5 separate regions of the Homo sapiens genome follow, and regions 1, 2, 4 and 5 are each linked to region 3. The links are chromatin contacts, found by Hi-C or POLR2A ChIA-PET in ENCODE. All regions are on one chromosome and are shown on one strand. Each heading gives the region's core, a stretch centred on a gene start or an enhancer-like site at or near the end of the contact. The rest is flanking DNA. Distances are from core to core; before and after follow the strand shown.

What was found. Hi-C counts contacts between places; a loop is a spot of excess contacts on that map. ChIA-PET counts read pairs that join two places held with the same protein, here RNA polymerase II (POLR2A). Pooled maps may share reads with other maps.
Region 1: a loop to region 3 is called in a pooled map, with 4 times the contacts of the local background. The contact joins the promoter of ZNF789 here to the enhancer-like site in region 3. A Hi-C loop is called at or near these places in 1 of 50 pooled maps. POLR2A ChIA-PET finds 5 or more read pairs at or near these places in 3 of 52 experiments (Caco-2, activated T-cell and naive thymus-derived CD4-positive, alpha-beta T cell).
Region 2: a loop to region 3 is called in a pooled map, with 4 times the contacts of the local background. The contact joins the promoter of SERPINE1 here to the enhancer-like site in region 3. A Hi-C loop is called at or near these places in 1 of 50 pooled maps. POLR2A ChIA-PET finds 5 or more read pairs at or near these places in 2 of 52 experiments (Panc1 and WTC11).
Region 4: a loop to region 3 is called in a pooled map, with 4 times the contacts of the local background. The contact joins the promoter of TRIM56 here to the enhancer-like site in region 3. A Hi-C loop is called at or near these places in 2 of 50 pooled maps. POLR2A ChIA-PET finds 5 or more read pairs at or near these places in 3 of 52 experiments (HepG2, K562 and RWPE1).
Region 5: a loop to region 3 is called in a pooled map, with 3 times the contacts of the local background. The contact joins the promoter of AP1S1 here to the enhancer-like site in region 3. A Hi-C loop is called at or near these places in 1 of 50 pooled maps. POLR2A ChIA-PET finds 5 or more read pairs at or near these places in 2 of 52 experiments (AG04450 and BJ).

The regions. Positions count from the first base shown.
Region 1 is chr7:99,471,564-99,474,263 of GRCh38, forward strand. It overlaps ZNF789 (zinc finger protein 789), which reads left to right and starts at 1,327. Exons shown (of 5, transcript NM_213603.3): 1 at 1,327-1,493. RefSeq lists enhancers at 567-726, 947-1,036, 1,327-1,616.
Region 2 is chr7:101,125,834-101,128,533 of GRCh38, forward strand. It overlaps SERPINE1 (serpin family E member 1), which reads left to right and starts at 1,271. Exons shown (of 9, transcript NM_000602.5): 1 at 1,271-1,411; 2 at 2,560-2,700. The coding sequence starts at 2,561. RefSeq lists enhancers at 147-926, 1,707-2,486, 2,487-2,700.
Region 3 is chr7:100,449,440-100,452,139 of GRCh38, forward strand. No RefSeq gene overlaps it. Among named protein-coding and RNA genes, the nearest start is that of SPACDR, 13 kb to the right of the region's middle. RefSeq lists a silencer at 1,351-1,450. Within about 2 kb of position 1,397, at least 35 of the 41 ENCODE cell types and tissues checked have a DNase peak (open chromatin) inside an H3K27ac peak, as active enhancers do; they include Panc1, where a contact is called at or near this core.
Region 4 is chr7:101,084,176-101,086,875 of GRCh38, forward strand. TRIM56 (tripartite motif containing 56) reads left to right here and starts at 1,306. Exons shown (of 3, transcript NM_030961.3): 1 at 1,306-1,396. RefSeq lists enhancers at 1-163, 867-916.
Region 5 is chr7:101,153,026-101,155,725 of GRCh38, forward strand. It overlaps AP1S1 (adaptor related protein complex 1 subunit sigma 1), which reads left to right and starts at 1,451. Exons shown (of 5, transcript NM_001283.5): 1 at 1,451-1,492. The coding sequence starts at 1,490. RefSeq lists a silencer at 1,193-1,432 and enhancers at 1,243-1,537, 1,857-2,357.

The sequences.
Region 1 (2,700 bases), core at 77-2,576, 980 kb before region 3:
CCTGTTTGTTTTGTTTTGTTTAGAAGAAATAAAAAACAAACAAAACTTGGGAGGCCAAGGCAGGCGGATCACTTGAGGTCAGGAGTTCGAGACCAGCCTGGCCAAAATGGTGAAACCCCGTCTCTACTAAAAACACACACACAAAAAAAATTAGCCGGGAGTGGTAGCGGGCGCCTGTAGTCCCAGCTACTCAGGAGGCTGACGCAGGAGAATGGCGTGAACCCGGGAGGCGGAGCTTGCAGTGAGCCGAGATCGCGCCACTGCACTCCAGCCTGGGCGAGAGCGAGACTGTCTCAAAAAAAAAAGAAAAAAAATTAACCCCTTACTCACATTAAAACTGTATTTTGGGGGTAATTTACATAAGCCACACAATTATCCTTTTAATTAAGATCTAATATTCTTTTTTTTTTTTTTGAGACAGAGTCTCGCTCTGTCGCCAGTCTGGAGTGCAGTGGTGGGATCTCGGCTCACTGCAAGCTCCGCCTCCCGAGTTCAAGTGATTCTCCTGCCTCAGCCTCCCGAGTAGCTGGCACTACAGGCACGCCGCCACCATGCCCAGCTAATTTTTTTTTTTTTTTTTTTTTTTTTGAGACGGAGTCTCGCTCTGTCACCCAGGCTGGAGTGCGGTGGCGCAATCTCGGCTCACCGCAACCTCCGCCTCCCGGGTTCAAGCGCTTCTCCTGCCTCAGCCTCCCGAGTAGCCGGGGTTACAGGCAGGCACCACCATGCCCGGCTAATTTTATTTGTATTTTTAGTAGAGACGGGTTTCTCCATTGTTGGTCAGGCTGGTATCGAACTCCCGACCTCAGGTGATCCACCCGCCTCGGCCTCCCAGAGTGCTGGGATTACAGGCGTGAGCCACCGCGCCCGGCAATTTTTTTGTATTTTTAGTAGAGAAGGGGTTTCACCATGTTGGCCAGGATGATCTAAATCTCTTGACCTGATCCGCCGGCCTCTGCCTCCCAAAGTGCTGGGATTACAGGCGTAAGCCACCGCGCCTGGCCCATTTTTCTTCTTTTATCTGATAACCTTACTCCCCTCCACAAACACACAGCCAAAGAAACGAATTGTGTCGCTCTTGAATCATAGAATAATTCTAAATTATGTTACGATTAAACAGGAGGGGCGGGGCCCTGTCCATCACGTGACTCTCTCGGTGCTGTCTCCGGCCGTTGATTGGCCTGGGCGGGGAGGGCGGCCGTTGATTGGTTCGGGCCCACTCGCGCGGGCGCCACTCTCTTTGTCTGACAAGAGAGTCGTGAAGCCTCCGCGGTCCTAGAGGGGCCGCTGGCTGGGACGCTTCGCTCGGCGCGCGCAGGTGGAGCCAGCGAGAGGCTCTGAGGCTGCCAGAGTGGTTGTGTCTGTTCCTCCGGTAAGGGGTGATTCGCCGAGGGGCGCGGACCAGACAGACCTCGGGTCAGGCCCGGGAACCCCGAGAGGAGAGCCCAGCCCCTGGTGGAGGCGGCTTGGCGGAGATTCGGAGCCGTCAGCAGGTTTGGGGAGAAGGAAACGAGTGTTGTGGGGGGCGTGGGTGCGGGGGGTAGGCCACTGCGCACACCCCCGGCTCGCAGGGGACGCTCCGGGTTTGTGCGGCGGCTCTCGGGGCCTGTGGCACCAGCTTTTGAGTATTTTTGGCGGTGTCAAGTCTTCGGCAGCGAGAGGAGCAAAGTCCGAAGAATGAATGGATGGTGAACGCCTGGACTTGGTTTTGTTAGAGTGGGAGATGAGCCGTGGTTGTTAGTGGAAGGTGTTCACGTGATTGTGAAGCGGCATTTTGGATTTTGTCAAAAGTTAACAGTCCCCTCCAGTTAAAGTTTTAAGAGTTTATTGTGCATGCAGAGGAACAGCTGGCAAATTGTTCCAATGGCAGCTTGGAAAGCTAAATGAGGAAGTGCAGTGATCTTGATTGTAATTGGCCATTATCAACTTGCATTCCTTCTAGGGTAAGTCGAGCTGGATCAGCCTCGCATCTGTAGCTGATTGGTTCAGTTTATCATGCGGACGAGAAAAAAGCTTCTTTCCTGGTCAGCGCACACTTTTCAGGGAAATAAGGAATTGTTGTTGCTGTTGTGTTTGAGACGAAGTGTTACTCTGTTGCCCAGTTTGGAGTACAATGGGCCAATCTCGACTCACTGCAACCTCCAACTCCCGGGTTCAAGCGATTCTCCTGCCTCAGCCTCTCGAGTAGCGGGGACTACAGGCACGCGCCACCATGCCCGGCTAATTTTTGTATTTTTAGTGGAGACTGGGTTTCACTATGTTGGCCAGGCTGGTCTTGAACTCCTGACCTCATGATCCGCCCGCCTCGGCCTCCCAAAGTGCTGGGATTTACAGGTGTGAGCCACCACGCCCGGCCTGTTGTTTTTAAGAGAGACAGGGTCTTGCTCTGTCACCCAGGGTGGAGTGTAGTGGTGCCATCATAGCTCATTGCAGTCTCCAACTCCTGAACTCAAGGGAGAAATCAATGTATTTTAAATGCCTTACATGGCTGTGGGTGGTTGGCCTAGGGCCGTACCCAAAACATGGACTCCATTTAATTTTTCATTAGCAAGTCTGACATTCAGATGCACAGCCTTCACAAACACATTCAGTAAATATAGTGCAGGGGTGTCCAATCTCTTGGCTTCCCTGGGCCACATTGGAAGAAGAATTGTCTTGGACTACACATAAAATACACAAACACTAAAAATAGCTCATGAG
Region 2 (2,700 bases), core at 21-2,520, 680 kb after region 3:
TCACGGTCTCCCATCACCCCTAGATGGGACCATCTAGTTGCAGGAAAACAAGCTCAGGGCTCCCACTGATTCTACACGATGGTGAATTGTGGAATTATTTCATTATATATATTACAATGTAATAATAATAGAAATAAAGCACACAATAAATGTAATGTGCTTGAATCATCCCGAAACCATCCCACCCTGGTCTGTGAAAAAATTGTCTTCCATGAAACCAGTCCCTGGTGCCAAAAACGTTGAGGACCACTGCTCCACAGAATCTATCGGTCACTCTTCCTCCCCTCACCCCCTTGCCCTAAAAGCACACCCTGCAAACCTGCCATGAATTGACACTCTGTTTCTATCCCTTTTCCCCTTGTGTCTGTGTCTGGAGGAAGAGGATAAAGGACAAGCTGCCCCAAGTCCTAGCGGGCAGCTCGAAGAAGTGAAACTTACACGTTGGTCTCCTGTTTCCTTACCAAGCTTTTACCATGGTAACCCCTGGTCCCGTTCAGCCACCACCACCCCACCCAGCACACCTCCAACCTCAGCCAGACAAGGTTGTTGACACAAGAGAGCCCTCAGGGGCACAGAGAGAGTCTGGACACGTGGGGAGTCAGCCGTGTATCATCGGAGGCGGCCGGGCACATGGCAGGGATGAGGGAAAGACCAAGAGTCCTCTGTTGGGCCCAAGTCCTAGACAGACAAAACCTAGACAATCACGTGGCTGGCTGCATGCCCTGTGGCTGTTGGGCTGGGCCCAGGAGGAGGGAGGGGCGCTCTTTCCTGGAGGTGGTCCAGAGCACCGGGTGGACAGCCCTGGGGGAAAACTTCCACGTTTTGATGGAGGTTATCTTTGATAACTCCACAGTGACCTGGTTCGCCAAAGGAAAAGCAGGCAACGTGAGCTGTTTTTTTTTTCTCCAAGCTGAACACTAGGGGTCCTAGGCTTTTTGGGTCACCCGGCATGGCAGACAGTCAACCTGGCAGGACATCCGGGAGAGACAGACACAGGCAGAGGGCAGAAAGGTCAAGGGAGGTTCTCAGGCCAAGGCTATTGGGGTTTGCTCAATTGTTCCTGAATGCTCTTACACACGTACACACACAGAGCAGCACACACACACACACACACATGCCTCAGCAAGTCCCAGAGAGGGAGGTGTCGAGGGGGACCCGCTGGCTGTTCAGACGGACTCCCAGAGCCAGTGAGTGGGTGGGGCTGGAACATGAGTTCATCTATTTCCTGCCCACATCTGGTATAAAAGGAGGCAGTGGCCCACAGAGGAGCACAGCTGTGTTTGGCTGCAGGGCCAAGAGCGCTGTCAAGAAGACCCACACGCCCCCCTCCAGCAGCTGAATTCCTGCAGCTCAGCAGCCGCCGCCAGAGCAGGACGAACCGCCAATCGCAAGGCACCTCTGAGAACTTCAGGTAGGAGAAAAGCAAACTCCCTCCAACCTCTTACTTCGGGCTTAAGGCAGAGAACTCGCCTCCCCAGAATCTCCTCCCTCCATGATCCCCCGCTATTCCTCTATTTTCTTTTCCTCGGACCTGCAGCCTTGGGTCGACCCTGCCCTAGGGGTGACTGCAGGAGAGCAGGGAGGATGGTCAGGCGTCACCAACAACCCCATCACCCAGTAACAAGAACCTTGACTCTCTCAGTCCCTCTGCATCAAGACACTTACCCATTTCCCACCTCATGCCTGCTAACTTGAATGAAACAATCGCTGGGAAAGCATTAAGAGAATTAAGGCTGGGCACTGTGGCTCATGCCTGTAATCCCAGCACTTTGTGAGGCTGAGGCAGGCAGATAACTTGAGCCCAGGAGTTTGAGACCAGCCTGGGCAACATGGCAAAACCCTGCTCTCCCAAAAAAATACAAAAATTAGCTGGGCGTGCTGGTGTGCCTGTATTCCCAGCTACTTGGGAGGCTGAGGTGGGAGGATTGCTTCAGCTGGGGAGGCGGAGGCTGCAGGGAGCCAAGACTGAGCCATTGCACCCAGCCTGGGTGACAGAGCAAGACCCTGTCTCTAAAAATGAATGAAAGGAAGGAAGAAAGAGAGAGAAAGAGAGAGAGGAAAGAAGGAAGGAAGTAAAGAAGAAAGAAAGAAAGAAAGAGGAAAGAGGAAGAAAGAAAGAAAAGAAAGAAAAGAAAAGAAAGCAAATTTAAAGCTTATGCAAATCAAAGATGTTGTGATAATTGATAATTGAGTCTGGGCTAAATTCCCCCTGGGCTGCAAAGGCAGAGAGTGGTAATGACTTCTCACCTGCTTTTCTTCTAAGGCTTTTTTACGGGACACAGAGGGAAGGGAGATGGACTGGATTCCAAGATTCCCACAGGGCAAGATGGGCGAAGACTCCCTGCCACTGCCCGGGGATAAGTCAGTCTGAGTGAGACGGAGTGGGATGGGCTTAGAACCTGAACATGTCATGGTCTCTTCCTGCACCTTGCCCTAGTGTTCACTTACCACCTGCTTGCAGGAAACAAGAAGAGCAGGGCCCACAGCTGGCCAGCTCCCCTCCCCTCCCGCCTGTCTTCCAGAACGATTCCTTCACCAGCCCTCTTTCCATTGCTCTAGGATGCAGATGTCTCCAGCCCTCACCTGCCTAGTCCTGGGCCTGGCCCTTGTCTTTGGTGAAGGGTCTGCTGTGCACCATCCCCCATCCTACGTGGCCCACCTGGCCTCAGACTTCGGGGTGAGGGTGTTTCAGCAGGTGGC
Region 3 (2,700 bases), core at 147-2,646:
TCAAGCAATTCTCCCACCTCAGCCTCCCAAGTAGCTGGGACTTTTAGGTGCATGGCACTATGGCCAGTTAATTTAATTATTATTTATTTTTTCTTTTCTTTTCTTTTCTTTTTTTTTTTTTTTGAGACGGAGTCTCATTCTGTTGCCCAGGCGGAGTGCAGTGGCGCAATCTCGGCTCACTGTAACCTTTGCCTCCCGGTTTCAAGCGATTCTCCTGCCTCAGCCTCCTTAGTAGCTGCGATTACAGGCGCCCACTACCATGCCCGGCTGATTTTTGTATTTTTAGTAGAGACAGGGTTTCACCATGTTGGCCAGGTTGGTCAGGAACTCCTGATCTCAGGTGATCCACCCTCCTCCGCCTCCCAAAGTGCTGGGATTACCGGCGTGAGCTACCGCACCCGGCCTAAAATTATTTTTTTTAGAAATAGGGTCTCATGGTTGGGCGCAGTGGCTCACGCCTGTAACCCCAGCACTTTGGGAGGCCAAAGCAGGTGGATTATTTAAGGTCAGGAGTTCCAGACCAGCCTGGCCAACATGGTGAAACCCCATCTCTCTACTAAAAATACAAAAAAATGAGCTGGGCGTGGTGGCACATGCCTGTAATCTCAGCTACTCGGGAGGCTGAGGCACGACAATCGCTTGAACCTGGGAGGTGGAGGTTGCAATGAGCCGAGATCGCGCCACCGCATTCCATCCTGGGCGACAGAGCAAGACTCCGTCTCAAAAAAAAAAAAAAAAGCGACAGATGGGGTCTCACTATATTGCCCAGGCTGGTCTTGAACTCCTGGGCTCAAGCAGTTCTCCCTACCTTGGCCTCCCGAAATGTCAGGATTACAGACATGAGCCATCATGCGCAGTGGAGAAGCTGTTTTCACTAGAAACTAACCGTCCCGTGGAAGCAGTGTCACCAGTGCCCATTTTATGCTCTGGAGACCCTTTAGTGTTTAAGAATCCATCCGCTAATGTCGGCTCCCCCATCGGCTAATGTCGTAGGGGTGCTGGGAGGAGCGGCAGAGCCCGCGGTCAGGGTCTCCGGGGGCTCACATAGGGAGGTCTCTCTGTTCCCGGCTATGGCCTAGAGCCCCTCTAGCAGTTCCTCCACCACCCCCATTAGGCCGTAGGGGCTTCCCCAGCCAGAGGCCAAGGGCGACGCGACCTTAACGCCGGTCCGCGCACCGCGGCGCCACCTGGAGGTCAGGACCAAGACGAGACAGGCTGTTCAAGTCCCCCAGCTTCGCCGCGGCCGCCACGCCCGACCACCCGGCCCCCGCTGGCGTCCCTAGCTGGCCCCCTACAGGTCTTACCCGCGCTTGTTGCCCCCAGACCCAGGCTTCTCCCCACCTGCACCCACCAGACTGGGAAGGTGGCCAGACTAGACCGAGGGCTGAGGCGGGAGAGACTCCGCCCCCGAGGCCCCGCCCCCTTCTGACAGCAGACGAGGCTGACGTCACTGGATTGGGCAGGTGTCCAGGTGTCCTCTCTCCAGCTGCATCTCCCCTCCTCCACCCAAGGGGAGTCCTCAGTCCCCCAGGCCAGAGTCTCCAATACCCCAAGGTGCCTTCTGTGATCTCCCCGCAGTGCAGCCTCCGGGGCACCCCCCACCCCAATAAAACTCATCTCCGGTTAAAATATCGATTCCAGCGGGCGTGGTGGCTCATGCCTGTAATCCCAACACTTTGGGAGGCCGAAGTGGTCAGATCACCCGAGGTCAAGAGTTCGAGACCAGCCTGGCCAACATGGTGAAACCCCGTCTCTACTAAAAATATAAAAATTAGCCGGGCGTGGTGGTGCACGCCTGTAATCCCAGCTACTCTGGAGGCTGAGGCAGGAGAATCGCTTGAACCCGGGAGGCGGAGGTTGCAGTGAGCCGAGATTGTGCCACTGCACTCCAGCTTGGGCAACAGAGTGAGACCCCATCTCAAAAAAAAAAAAAAAAAAAGGATTCCCAGACCCCACCTCAGTTTCTGACTTTGAGGCCAAAAATCTGGTTTTTGTTTTGTTTTGTCTTGTCTGGTTTGAGACAGGCTCTCGCTCTGTTGCCCAGGCTGGAGTGCAGCGGCATCATCATGGTTCACTGCAGCCTCAAACTCCTGGGCTCAAGCCATCCTCCACCTCAGCCTCCCGAGCAGCTGGGACCACAGGCACATACCACCACCACCAGCAGCTACTTTTCTTTTTTGTCTGTTTGTTTTGTAGAGATGGGGTCTGGCTATGTAGCCCAGGCTGGCCTCAAACTCCTGGGCTCAAGTGATCCTGCCACCTTGGACTCCCAAAGTGCTAAGATTACAGGCATGAGCCACCACACCCAGTTGGAATCTGTGGGTTTTTTTTTTTTTTTCAGACGGAGTCTTGCTCTGCTGCCCAGGCTGGAGTGCAGTGGCTTGATCTCGGCTCACTGCAACCTCTGCCTCCCAGGTTCAAGCGATTCTCCTGCCTCAGCCTCCCAGATAGGTGAGATTACAGGCACCTGCCATCATGCCCAGCTAATTTTTATATTTTTGTAGAGACAGGGTTTCACCATGTTGACCAGGCTGGTCTTGAACTCCTGACCTCAGGTGATCCACCCGCCTTGGCCTCCCAAAGTGCTGAGATTACAGGCGTGAGCCACCGTTCATGGCCTGGAATCTGTGTTTTTTTTTTCTTATTTTATTTTTTGTTTTTGTTTTATTTTTTTGAGACAGAGTCTCGCCCTGTCACCGG
Region 4 (2,700 bases), core at 56-2,555, 630 kb after region 3:
TTCACCGCAATTCTTTCAACTTCTTTGTGCTTTGAATTTTTCATAAAATGAGGCTGTGCATGTTGGCTCACGCCTGTAATCCCAGCACTTTGGGAGGCCAAGGTGGGTGGATCACTTGAGGTCAGAAGTTCGAGACCAGCCTGGCCAACATAGTGAAACCCCATCTCTACTAAAAATACAAAAATTAGCTGGGCGTGGCAGTGAGTGCCCGTAATCCCAGCTACTTTGGAGGCTGAGGCAGGAGGATCGCTTGAACCCGGGAAGCGGAGGTTGCTGTGAGCTAAGATCACACCACTGCACTCCAGCCTGGGCGACAGAGCGAGGCTTTGTCTCAAAATAAAAATTATTTTTTCATGAAATGTTGAGGGAAATCTCCTGCAATGATTCTTTTGTCTTTTTTGATAAAATGCAGGCTTCTCTGCCAACACTCTCGTATCCTCTCCACACACATCATCCTAAATGGGGATGTACCCTTGCTGCTCCCAGTACCTGGAACAGGAACATTCTTCTCAGTGTTCTCCAGCCCTCTATGCCCTCTTACTGTTTTATTTTTTAGACAGGGTCTTGCTCTGTCATCCAGGCTGGAGTGCAGTGTCACCATCATGGCTCACTGCAGCCTCGACCTCCCAGGTTCAAGTGATTCTCCTGCCTCAGTCTCCTGAGTATCTGGGATTACAGGTATGCGCTACCATGCACGGCTAGCGAATTTTTTATGGAGACTGGGTCTCACCATATTGCCCAAGCTGGTCTTGAACTCCTGGGCTGAAGCAATCCTCCCGCCTTCTTTAAACTCATCTCATTGATGCCTTCTCCAGGAAGCCTGTGCTGTTCCCTCAGCAAGAGGCTTCTTACCTGATCCCCCACAGCCTCTCCTACAGCTCAGCAACGGTTTATGGAATGAAAGGCCTCTCTTGAAGCTTTGCAGGCACCTGCCTGCCTGAGGTGTTAGCAAATCTGCAGACCCGCCCTGAGGCCATGTGTCTAGTTACCCTGGTCTCTGAATCACAGATGAGCTCTCATTTCTTCCCACAAATAAACCCTGTGACCCTCCACCCTCTACTCAGAGAACCCGCCCTCAGGTAGTTCCCTGTTTGTGACATACACACACTTAGCCCTGAGGCTGGACTGACAGGCCGACCTGGCTGGTGGACTCCAGCCCAAGCCTGCCAGCTGCCTGCCGGGGTGGGGGCCTTGGCGGGAGAGGACGGGGCCGGGTGGGGAGGAAGGCGGGGCCTGAGGCTGTGCGAGGCGAGTCGGTGTGTCCCTGGCTGGGACGGAAGTTGCACCACAAGTACAATTAGTTTCAGTTTTGTTTCTTTTCCAGGCACCCAGCAACGGCGGCCTCCAGGCCTCAGGCCCCCTCACCATCCTAGAGGTCAAGATCAGCTCTGGCTAGGTAAGGGGTGGGGGGCGGCACAGCTATAGGAAGGACCGAGCGGAGGGAGTAGGGGGAGGGGAGTGGAGAGAGAGCGCGGGAGGAGGAGGAAGGGAAGGAAAGGGAGGGCGTGAAGAGGCACCCGGAAGGCAGGAGGAGAGGGCAGGAGGGAAACTGCACTCGCCTCCCTCCCGCTCCGTGGCCACAGGTCCCCGCAAGAAAGACCCCGTCCCACTCTCTGAGGTCTCCTCCCAGCTCCAGAAAAGGGGACATTCCACCTAGTCTGCCCAACAAGTAGGTCTCAGCCACTGTGCCAGGAGCTCGGGACTCCCTCCCTCCAGAGGTTTCTGGAATGCATTCAGCAGGAAAAGCTAAAAGAACAGGACTCCAGGAGATAAGCCAAGGCCAAGTCTATCAGAGGGTGAGCCAGCAGCGGGAAGGGGACCAGCCCTTCCCCTAGCGTTTTTTCTGCCCGCTCCAGAATCCGCTTTAGAAACTGTTAAATGCAGAAAGTGGGGCCTCCACCACCCGCGATGCTGCCCCAGGTCTAGCAGAAGACAGGTGTAAGGCCAGGCGGGTGCGGTGGCTCATGCCTGTAATCCTAATGCTTTGGGAAGGCCGAGACGGGAGGATAGCCTGAGGCCAGGAGTTGGAGACCAGCCTGGGCAACATAGCAAGACCCCATCTCTACAAAAAGTGATAATTTTTAAAAAATGGGCTGGCTGGGCCCCTGGGCATGGTGGCTCACGCCTATAATCCCAGCACTTTGGGAGACCGAGGAGGGCGGATCACCTGAGGTCAGGAGTTCAAGACCAGCCTGGCCAATAGGGCCAAACTCCATTTCTACTAAACATACAAAAATTAGCCGGGTGTGATGGTGCGCACCTGTAATCACAGCTACTCGGGAGGCTGAGGCAGGAGAATCACTTGAACCTGGCAGGTGGAGGTGGCAGTGAGCCAAGATCGCACCACTGCACTCCAGCCTGGGCAACAGAGTGAGACTCTGTCTCAAAAAAAAAAAAAAAAAAAAAAAAGGCTGGGCATGGTGGCACATGCCTGTACTCCCAACTACTCAAAAGACTTGAGTCTAGGAGTTTGAGGCTGCAGTGAACTACGATCACGCCACTGCACTCCAGCCTGGGTGACAGAGGGTGACCCTATTGCTAAAAACTAAAATAAAATAAAAAGAAGGCAGGTGTATGGGGCTTGGAGGATTAAAGCCCCCTAAGCTACTGCAAGATCCTACCCCAACTGGCAGGACCTAGGCATCTCTGCCCACTGGGATCCCCGTCTGTGTCCTTACTGCCTGCTCCTCGCACCCTGGC
Region 5 (2,700 bases), core at 201-2,700, 700 kb after region 3:
ACATACAACTATTAGCTGGCTGTGGTGGTGCATGCCTGTAGTCCTAGCTACTTGGGAGACTGAAGTGGGAGGATCGCTTGAGCTCAGGAGGTGGAGGCTGCAGTGAACTATGATCATGCTACTACACTCCAGCCTGGGCAACAGAGTAAGACCCTGTCTCAAAAAAAGAAGAAAAAAAAAAAGAAAGAAAGAAAAGAAAAACTTAAGACAGTGTGTTCCTCTGTTTGCTTTCTGAGGACGCCCTACTCCGTAAGGGTGTAGCTTTCAATAAACTCTCTCTTCTCATCGCACTCTACGACTTGCTTTGGGTTCCTTCCTGCATGAGATCCAAGAATTCTCTCTTGGGGTCTGGATCGGGACCCCTTTTTCCAGTAACATGTAGACACACACACACATTCAGTTTAAAAGCCCATATTACAACGTACATCCACCTCATCTTCACACTGAGATTTGGGTGACATCTGTCCCTTTTTGAGTTTTGACCCAAGTTAACCTTTTAAGACGCTCTTTATTTCTTCCCCTTTTGCCTCAGTTCACGTTCCTCCCCCTTCTCCTTACATGCCTTTTATAGCAGCCTCTCCTTTTCTCTTTTATTCTTTTTCTACACATTTCTCTTACTGTAAAATCAGAAGCCAGGCGCGGTGGCTCACGCCTGTAATCCCAGCAGTTTGGGAAACCGAGGCGGGAGGGTCTCTTGAACCCAAGAGTTCGAGACCAGCCTGGGCAACATAGTAAGACCCCCGTCTCTACTAAAAAAAAATTAAAAATTAGCTGGGCATGACGGTGTGCGTCTGTAGTCCCAGCTACTCAGGAGGCTGAGGCGGGAGGATCGCTTGAGGCCAGGAGTTCAAGGCTGCAGAGAGTCACGATCCCACCACTGCACTCCAACCTGGGTGACGCGGCCAGACCCTGTCTCTAAAAAGAAAAAAACTAGAGGGGTGTATCTATCACGCTTTCAATAGATATTCAGCTTGGGTTCTATACTTTTCTCATGACCCTTTGTCTTTCTGTTTTCCAGGTCACTCCTCCTCCCCTACACTTAATTCCCACCCTGCTCCCTTTTCACGGCCCACTCCCCTTCCAGGAGTCCTGCCTGCTGCTTCGAACTCCAATGATCGTCCCATTCACCTCTCACCCCTTTTCCCGCCTTTTTGCCCCACAAGGCTCCAAAGCGCGAGGACCTTATTGTCCTCCTCCCCCATCCTCCAACCAGCCCACAGGACAGCCGCGTTACCATGACGACCGGGCTCCTAGAAGCTGCAGTCAAGGACCTGGTTGCCATGGTTTCCGCTTCTCCGCCTCCAGCCCCGCCCGCGCTCCCCGCGGCGTCGGCGCCTGCGCAGTGCGTGGCGCGCCGGGAGTCAGAGCCTGGGCGGGACGGGGCGGGGCTTCGGGCGAGAGGGAGGGCAGCAGGAGAAAGGATAAGAAAGGGAGTGGGACTGGCGCCTACGGTGGCCGAAGTGGGACGCGCCGAGCCGGAGGCTGCAGGATGGTAGGCTGTGCGAAGAGGGAGGGGAGGGGGAAGCGAGGGGCGTGGGCTGCACCTGCGGGGGTCCTCGGGGGCCGCCCTCGGGGTGAACCGCCCTGTCTTCCCTCTGGTCCTCAGAGGCCTCCCTTGCCTCGGCGGGTGGGCGAGCCGGGCTCGGGAGGAAGAGGGGGAGGTGGCATTCGGGAGAGGGGCGGGGAGGGGGCGCATTTGCAGGGCGAGCGGGGGCTGACGAAGGGGCGGCGGGGCCGTCCCGAGCCGGGAGGGGCGCTCTGGTCTTGGCCCCTGGGGTCCCTCGATCCCCGCTGCAGGGAAGCCGCCCGAAGCAGAGGGTTGCGGGAGTCTCTTTGCTGAGGGAGGGAGCGGGGGTCACCAGTCACCGAGACCCCCTTCCCGGGCTGCACAGGCGGGAGCGGGGACCCGGGTGGGGAGAGGGGTGTGGGAGGGGAGTTTCCGGGTCGGAAAAGGGAGCGCCCTACTGCGTTCGTGGCCGTGCTTGCCTAGAGGCTGGGCCCAGGTAGGGAAGCGAAGTGGACTCGTGGTTTTTCTCCGAGGGACCCAGGCTTTGGGATCCCGGGCTCCGGGGCTCTCTGCCCCCCTTCCCATTCTCTTTCCGGAATCCAGGCCTTCCGTCTTCCTGCTTGCTCCCCACCCCCCTATTTGAGCGCCGCACGAGGCTCCCCAGCGCCCCTCTTTTCCCCTCCACCAAAAAAATCAGTTCTCCTGAATTCTGATTTTTCACTTACTAAGCTAGTACAGTGCCACACACCCAGGGATTCCAAGCCTGGGCATGTCCATGAATAGAAGAGCTACTGGGGTAAGGAGAAGACTCCAGGATGTGGCCCAGACCCCCCGGAACTGGGAAGCTGGGGTACACTGGGCAGTGAGGGTTCTGTCTTCCATCCCACTTGACCCAGCTTGCTGTCTGTTCTGCAGACATTCTTTTAGGGGAACCCCCTGGGTGGCGGGGCCCTAACTGAGGGAAATTGGTCACCTGGTGTCTGGGGAGGAGTGGGCGCTTAGCAGGAGGCACCCTAAAAGGAAGAAAAGTTAAAGAGAAATGTCGAAGACCAAATGCCTGGGTGCCTGCAGAGAGGAAGATAGGATTTGGGCATCTGCATACCCTGTGTGGTGTTGGAGATACATACTACAGAGGAGGATACCCCTGGGCATAGGCCTGGCACTGGAGGATGATATGTTTGGGAGATCATTAA